2 separate regions of the Homo sapiens genome follow, and region 2 is linked to region 1. The links are chromatin loops, found by intact Hi-C in ENCODE. Cell type or tissue: Caco-2. All regions are shown on one strand. Links, peaks and the distances in the headings refer to the core of each region. The heading gives the core; the rest is flanking DNA.

Region 1 (4,402 bases), core at 192-4,191:
AATCAAAGGAAAAAGTATAAATGAAAGATTAGAAGTAAGATTAGGATAAAGTACGCTAAATGTCTGTAAAGAAGACAGCACTGAAGTTCTAAGTCAGTAATTCAATTCTGAAATAAATCGTATTTTTTCAAAAGCATATTTGGTAGCTTCTATTTATATGACTGAAAAAGCTGCATTACTGCAAGCTAGAAACATTTTTCATTGAAAAATGCACTCTATTCATTCTTTAGGCAATTTCAAGTTAACTTTCTAAAATGAACTAAGATTTAATTTTATCATGATTATATTGAAATGTTAAACTTTGCAGTTCATTTAGATTTATGAAGAAAAAGTCATATAATGAATTCTAATGTGATTTCAGCTAAATTTGGAAGTCAATTTCTTAAGAAATGAAGAAATGTGTTACATTACTTAGCAGAGATCACTAAGACTCAGCCTGGTTTCTCCAAAAACAAGTGATGCTGAATTAGCTTCATGTCCTTTTTTTGACAGAATTGTTAGGCTGGTAGATCAGGGGAAGGATAGAGATATAATTTATTTGTATTTATTAAAGTAATATAACCTTTCTTTAAACTTTTGAAGAGATATGTACTTGGTGTTAGCACAGCTACATTTCTTGGAAACTGACTGATAAGGTATATCCCAGATTGCTACGTAACAGATAAACTTGGCTTGGAGAAAGTTTCTGGTAATGTGGCTTAGGGAATCTATCCTTTCCCTGTACGTCAACTTTTTTTTCCTAATGACTTAACTAAATGAATCAGGTTCTAAGCTAAACTTGATGTGCTAGAATGATGTGGCAGAGCAGCAAAATGAAGTTTCTCGGGATTAAACATTAAAGTTTTATCATTGGATCAAAAAAATCAGCTCCAACAAAGAATACAGAAGAGACATGGCTTAGAAAAAGCATGTGTGGAAACTAAGATTTTTGTTCAATGAGGGTAAGCAGTTTAATGTGCTGCCATGATTGCACCTTGGGCTGTGTCATTACAAAAAAATCATGTTTGGAAGATAGGTGATTTATTCTTTGCCTTACTTTGCATTAGGCAGGTCACATGCTATTTTTAATTTTATGCATAAGACTGTATTTTTAGGAATGCATTAGAAGAGAGATCAGGATAGCGAAATAATATGATATGAAGAAACATTTTCAAGTCAAGAGGCTACCTACCTAGAAAAGAGAAGACCTGACAAATTGTAAGAAGCTGCAGAGAAGGACATAAATAGAAACCAGATGAAGTCAGATTTAAGCTTAATATGACTGTAAGCTAAGGATAAATTGATCTAAAGATGGACTGTATTAGTTTGTTAGGACTGCTGTAACCAAGTACCACAAACTGAGTGGCTGAAACAACAGGATTCCAGTGTTTGATGGAAATCTTTGCATTCCTTGGCTTGTAGGTGCATCACCTCTATCTCTTCCTTTATGTTCACATGGTATTCTTCCTGGATGTGTGTCTATTTTCAAGTTTCCCCATTTTATGAGGACACCAGTAATACTGGATTCAGGGCCTACCCTACTCTACTAAGAACTCATCTTAACTAATTATACCTGCAATGATCTTTTTTCCAAATTAGGTCACATTCTGAGGTACTGGGATTAGAAATTCAACATATGACTTTTTGAGGGTTACAATTTAACCCATAACAGTGACTAATAGCTGATTATCCTCCTAGGAATAAAGACATGTGAATATGTCTCAAGGGTTTGTTATTCTTTATAAACACCAACATCAAAAACAGTAAGATAGTCTGCTTTAGAAATATACATATTTTAAAAATATTTTCTATGATTAAGAAGAGGGTAGGGAATATTTTTTGAAAAATCCATAAAATATCTTTAGGGGTGAAATCTCTCATATGCAACTTCTACTTAATCATTGCTACTTGTTCGGTGCAAAAATAATTGCAGTTTTTGCCATAATGTAAAGTCAAAAACTGCAGTTACTTTTGCACAAAACTAAGAGATAAACCTAAACTCTGCATTATGTCTATCAGATATTCTGATGATGAATGTGCATGCTGAATCCTGACAATTATGAGGCTCATCTCAAATGTGACTGCTCACTTTTATTCCCACTTATTCAGTACTTTTTTTTTTTTTGGCTTGGTAAGATCCAGTTATATTTGTTCCCAAACCTGTGTATTTCAGACATTCTGATAGAATTATGTGATTTTACAAATATTATCTAAACCCACAGTATTCAAGTTAGTAAAAAGTAAAGTAGTTGAAATGAAAATAAAGTTTATTCTTTGGAAATACACAATGAAGGCAAATTTTATTTTTTAAAAATATTGCCAAATTAGATGTGGGGAGGAAATTGTGAAAGCCTGGAAAAAAAATTGTCAAACTATGAAAGGATATGCATTAATTCCCTAACAAATGTCTTCTTTTCTCTTCAAAGACACTGAAACTGGACATTGTAGAAGATGAATTATGAGAGTGATTTATGAAAGAAAGACAGTGGAGAATTGCAATCGATGGAGACATTCAAAGAAAAGACTTTGGCACTACATCAAAAGAGAGTAGAATAAGTAGTCTTTGCTTATACATTTTAAATGAAAATAAATGTTTATCATACATATTTGCTGTTTTTTAAACTGTAATTCAATTACTAAGGCTGAAGGGAAGAATGGATGTTGGATAAAGAACTTTCGATTCTGTCATTGTTAGTATTATTTGTGTGCGTATGTGTGTGTGTGTGTGTGTGTGAATGTTGAGCTTCTCAGCTTCAATAGTTAGCAGGAAAAAGCACTGAATCGTGAAGCATAAACTACAAATATAGCATCTGTATGATATTCTCTTTAAAAAATGGTAAAATTCTAGGAAACAGTCTTTGGTGCTTGCTTTTTTAGAATGATTGGCATGGGATCTGAGTCTTAGTTTCAGCTTTTATGACTGCTTTTTACTGCATCAAATATTTGACCAGGCAAAGTACATTTCAATGAACAGCTTTACTCCCCTTTAAAAGAATCTGAAAGTCCAGCTAAAACTCCTCATCAAGTTAGCTGGGATCATGGTGTTCATTTTGGATGAGGCAATGTACTAATTCATTCAGTCAGCTCGATTTGACATTTCTGGGTTAGGGTATCTTCCTTAAAAGTTACACAATAAGTTGGAATTAAAGTGCTCTGCTTGCTTTTGATAAGACTGATCAAAAGAGTGATAGGAGTAATCACTACTTAGAATCCTATTTAATAAGTATTTTCCATTTATCTAACTCTAAGGAGAATTTAGGCTATTTGTCTAGTGAAATCCATTTGATACCAGGATTTGTTATGGCCATTCTACAATCAGGTGTTCCTAATGTAATGAATGAGATAAAAAATAATTAAGCTAACATTTATATGATGCTTACTACTTCCAGAAACTGTTATTATGCATTATTAACTGACTTAATCCTCCTTACCACTTTAGGGGGTAGATACTATTATTATTCCTTTTTTTTTCAGATGACGAAACTAAAGCACAAAGAGATTAAAGAACTTATCCAAGGTCATGCAGCTGGAAAGAAGTGGATTTGGGATTGTGAACATCACAATTTCACAAACTACATTTCATGATGGGTAGAGCTAGTCAAACGTCTGAAAATAAAGTTTGGTTTAAAGATGACCATCGTCTTGTTAAGAAATTATATAAATGAGTATCACTAAAAAGTCTCTCTTTAAACTCACCAAGCACTCTTCACTATGGACAAGAAAGTGTGAATATGGTTATTTTTTATTTAATATTTTCATGATGATTAACTGAAGGATCTGACAGTAAATAGTCTTTGGGTCTTTTTAAACTAAAACTCCTGTTGTTGTTGATAGCAATTGATGCAATTGATAGTAATGTGCTGTATCCCTCAGATGTATTCCAGCTGAAGAAGGTGGAGAGCCACTAAAATTTATTGTTCTATGTCATTTTTCCAAATCATCTTTTGATGACTGTCCATCTACATATTGCTCAGTGGCTTTATATTTAGAACATTATTTGGGAAATTGTAATTTCAAATATTTTAACCTATAAATATTCAATGAAGCCTTGGCAATGAAGAGTAAGACTTTATAAAACCTTGAATATATGAATAGCACAGTTCTGGTTATCTATGTAACAACATCCCCCATAGTAACCTAAAACAATGACATTACTATATCCCATGATTCTGTGGATTGCCTGGGCTTAGGTGGTAAGTTCTCAGGGTGTTGCTCATTGTCACACCCAGATAGCAGCTAGAACTAGAGTCATCTGCAAACTCCTTTTTCTTGTGTGGACCATCCAAGGTAGGTTTCTCATGCACATATCTAGTGCTTTGGTGCTTCTTGGCCTCTCTCTTTCCACATTGTATCTCATCTTCCTGGCCTCTCCACATGGCTTGGGCTTCTTGTTGCATGGTGTTACGAGGTACTCACACTGCTA
Region 2 (4,402 bases), core at 179-4,178, 56 kb before region 1:
AGCTGGGACTACAGGTGTATGCTGCCACACCCGTTTAATTTTTTGTATTTTAGTTGAGATGAGGTTTCACCATGTTGCCCATGCTGGTCTTGAACTCCTGAGCTCAGGAAATCCACCTGCCTTGGCCTCCCAAAGTGCTAGGATTACAGGTGTGAGCCACCATGCCTGGCCTGGAACTTCTGATTGATGGTCTTCAATTTGGGGTTTTAATTTGCTGGATTGGCTCACAAAAATCAGGGAACACTTAGGTTTATCATTTATTGTCAAGGATATTACAAAGGATACAGATGAAGAGACTCATAGGATGAAGTATGTGAAAAGGGGCACAGAGCTTCCATGTCCTCCCTGGGCCTACCCTCCTCCAGAAACCTCCATATGTTCACCTATCCAGAAGCTCTTTGAACTGTGTCCTCTTGGGTTTTTATAGAGACTTCACTAAGTAGGCCTAAATAATTAAACCATTGGCCATTGCTGATCAGCTTGACCTTCAGTCCTTACCTTTCTCAGGAGTCTGGGGGTTGGGGCTGAAAGTCCCAACACTTTAATTATGCCTTTGTCTCAGGTGATCATCCCCACCCTGAAGCTATCAGCCAACATTAGCATGCAAAAAGATAGCACTTTGGAAATTCCAAGGATTTTTAAAGTTGTATACCAGGAAACATGGATGCAGACCAAACAGGTATTTTAAATATCACAGGGGTACACAATCAAAGATGATTACTCCCGTAAGAGCAGACATGTGGGGAAAAGGCCATACTTAACTTTAAATATATATGGACTCCGTCTCTTGATATAACCCTGAGAAGGAATGCAGGTGCTTCCTTTTTAAGAAGACAAGACAAATTCTTCTTAAGACATTTAAAATTCCCTGTTTAATTTTTCTGGAACTTAACCTTCATAGGCAAGCACTGGGAAGCCTTATATTTTCATTTAATTTATCAAATAGATTTGGTTTAGGAGATGACATTTCTTCCTTTGAGCTGTAAATGAACTTACCAGCCTTGGGTAAGCAGAATGGGCTCCAACCTGAGTTTCCCTGAGGGCCTTCAGCGAGCAATAGCAATAACAACATAAAGTATTTCCAGTGGATTCAAATCCAAACATGATAGAAGCTTTGTTTCTTTGACAATAGTAATAATTAATAGTGGCTTCCTCAGGGGATGTATTGAGTATATAACACTCAGCAAACACAGTGTCTTTAATGTCAGGCCTCTGAGCCCAAGCTAAGACATCATATCCCCTGTGACCTGCACGTATACATCCAGATGGCCTGAAGCAACTGTAGGTCCACCAAAGAAGTGAAAATAGCCAGTTCCTGCCTTAACTGATGACATTCCACCACTGTGATTTGTTCCTGCCCCACCCTAACTGTCAATTGACTTTGTGACAATACACCCTCCAGGCCCTTGTGATAATGTGATAATGTACTTTGTGATATTCCCCTGCCCTTGTGAATGTACTTTACATGATACACCCTCCCTACCCTTGAGAAAGTACTTTGTAATATCCTCCCCCGCCCTTAAGAAGGTACTTTGTAATATTCTGCCCCGCCCTTAAGAAGGTACTTTGTAATATTCTGCCCCGCCCTTTAGAAGGTACTTTGTAATATTCTCCCTGCCCTTGAGAATGTACTTTGTAAGATCCAGCCCCTGCCCATGAAAAAATTGCTCCTAACTCCACCACCTATCCCATACCTATAAGAACTAACGATAATCCCACCACCCTTTGCTGACTTTCTTTTCGGACTCAGCCTGCCTGCAGCCAGGTGATTAAAAAGCTTTATTGCTCACACAAAGCCTATTTGGTGGTCTCTTCACATGGATGCGCATGACAGTTAAATATAATGAATCTCAAGTTTCTCTTCAAAGAATCAGTATGTCAGTATGTTCAGCTCTCTTACTCTTTGATTCCCCATTTTAAAGTTTAACTTCCTGGTTCTCTTACTTCCCTTGCTTCCAGTTTCAGTAAACAACTTTCCTGCCAGTCCTAATCAGTAGTTCACATCTGTTCCCTGGTTACCTGCTCTGTCCTGACTCATCCCGGTCACCTGCTTTGACCTAAGTCACCCCGGTCACCTGCCCCATCCTGACTCATCCCAGTCACCTGCTTTGACCCAAGTTACTCCTGGTCACCTGCTCTAACCTAAGTCACCTCTAGTTACCTGTTCCTAACCATCCTTCCCTCCAAACCACTTACCCCACCACTCTGGCTTATACCCCTGCCCTCTTTAAAATAGCCAGTCGGAATTAGCTAAGACTGTGCAGTCCAGCCCTAGCCAGTAGGGGAACAACACAGCAGTAGGGGCTACCTGCGTCAGGAATAAGAGCTCCTTCCCTTCCCCTGTCCAGGTGTGTTCTCGCCATTACCCCATTTGTGAGTCACACCCTTCTATAGAAGTAAAAATTGCCTTGCTGAGAGAATTAAATTTACATTCAAGTGCTATTCCTTCACGGCACTGAGGAGCAAGCATTTTGCATTTCCAGCAGTGTCATAAATATTTAATAAGTGAGGAGGGAAAAAAGGGAAAAAAATTAAAGAAAGAAAGAAAATAGAGATTAAAAAAGAGAAAAAAACAAGCTACCTGTGTTAGGCTGATTCATTTCAAAGGCAGTAACAGGCAAAGTTTCGATAACGTTATCTAAGAGCCACAGCTCAGAGGAACGTGCTCTGAAGACTCTCCCAACACTCCCTCAACATAAGGATGTGAAGAGATAAGTGTTCCTATCTCTCCTTTAGTGTAAGTAAACTTCCCCCTTGAATCCCATCCCCTCTGCTATGTAAACTATACCTTGCTCCTTGCTCTGTAAGTTTTATGAGTTTCTGTTTTTCCTATAGTTAATGATTGTAGGTTCCTGCTTCTTGATCTAAGCAGTATAGCCTGAGCAGTTCTAGCTTGTAGCCAGCTAGGCACCGTGGTAGGGGTCGCAAGATGAGTCTTTGTGAAACTCCTTTGAACTAACCAGATAACGACCATTTGGGCTGCATAGTAATGAGTATACTAAACCTGAGTTATAAGCTTGTCTTAGTTTGATTAACGGCCTTTGTCTTGCCTCTGTACATTCGCATTTGCGCCACTTAGGAGTAGGTATATAAGCAAAACCTTGATTTTGTTCTGGGCCCAGTTTTTTGGACGTTGAGTCAGCTGGGCTGGAGTGCACTCAATAAAAGATTCTCCTGCTATACCCTGAGGTCTCCCTTGCCCTCCTGATTTTCTACAACATGAGTAGTAGTTACTCTTAACTTGCTGCATGTATTAACTTATCCAGAAGCCTATCTTTGTATTTCCTGTCACACACTCCCCAACGCCTTCCATCCCCTCCTTTAACTGAGAACTCAGCTTCTCTCCATTCTTCTGCAAACCAAAAATCAATTTCTAAGCCCTCCAACAGACTGAATGGACTCCTCTCTTGGCCAATGGGATTCCCAAGAAATCTGAAAAAGTATTTCAGGCCATGATGGGAAGGGGGTTGGACATGCCTCATTATACTCTCCTCCCTTTGGAATTCAGACACAACCAACCAGCACTAACATTAAAACGGATCTTTAGACTGACAAAACTGACTGTTTGTAGTAAGAAGATAAAAAATTCCAATCTGACTGTAGTATAGCATCACATGACAGATAGCAGGCCCTGAAATAAATCAAAGTATTTTACCCTAAAATTTATTTCTTTGACATATTTTGAAATGGCCTCACAAAACTCTCTTGTGGGGGATATTTATGCTTTGTAGAGAATCCCCTTCCCAGGTCTTTTTCTGATCCCAAAGAGATTAGCTGAGAGTCTAACACTTTTTAAAGGTCAGAATAGGAAACTTTTGGTATCTCTTGCCTCTAAGGGCAGCCACCTGTAAGACTTTATAATAAAGACTTTGGTCTCTACAATCCCTTATCTATTTTTTTTCTTTGTTTTGAGACAGAGTTGCACTCTTGTCACCCAGGTTGGAGTGCAATGGCACGATCTTGGCTCACTGCAACTTCCGCTTCCCTGCCTCAGCCTCCTGAGTAGCTGGGATTACAGGTGTCTGCCACCACGCCCAGCCAATTTTTGTATTTTTAGTAGAGACGGGGTTTCACCATGTTGGCCAGGCTGATCTCGAACTCTTAACCTCAGGTGATCTGCCCACCTCAGCCTCCCAAAATGCTGGGATTACAGACGTGAGCCACCGCACCCAGCCCACAACCCATGGTCTTAACCCAGACACTCCTTTCTATTGAATCAGGTCTTTAGATAATAATTTAACTTTTTCAGACAATTTCCAATCAGAAAATCTTTGAATCCACTGTTAAAGCAAACTAAATACGGCCTGAGAAGGACTCCATACTTCCATATTTGAGTCCTTGTGAATGAACTGCAACTTAGCTTAATAGGCAGACGAGATTGAATACCTAATTTAGGAGTATG

The links. Hi-C counts contacts between places; a loop is a spot of excess contacts. Peaks named below come from ENCODE experiments on the same cell type or tissue, not always from the same donor. Only the 100,000 strongest peaks of a DNase experiment are listed, where the experiment ranks them.
Region 2: a loop joins it to region 1, with 8 times the contacts of the local background. A loop is called at or near these places in 1 of 110 quality-filtered maps.

The regions. Positions count from the first base shown.
Region 1 is chr14:44,391,742-44,396,143 of GRCh38, reverse strand. LINC02277 (long intergenic non-protein coding RNA 2277) reads left to right here. Exons shown (of 3, transcript XR_001750743.3): 3 at 2,406-3,613. Among named protein-coding and RNA genes, the nearest start is that of LINC02307, 7.9 kb to the right of the region's middle. In Caco-2, for the core only: no CTCF peak of the experiment used is centred there; no DNase peak of the experiment used is centred there.
Region 2 is chr14:44,447,509-44,451,910 of GRCh38, reverse strand. All of the region lies in intron 2 of LINC02277 (long intergenic non-protein coding RNA 2277), which reads left to right. Among named protein-coding and RNA genes, the nearest start is that of LINC02277, 32 kb to the left of the region's middle. RefSeq lists a silencer at 1,318-1,518 and an enhancer at 2,611-2,905. In Caco-2, for the core only: no CTCF peak of the experiment used is centred there; DNase peaks (open chromatin) are centred at 2,070, 2,660 and 2,910.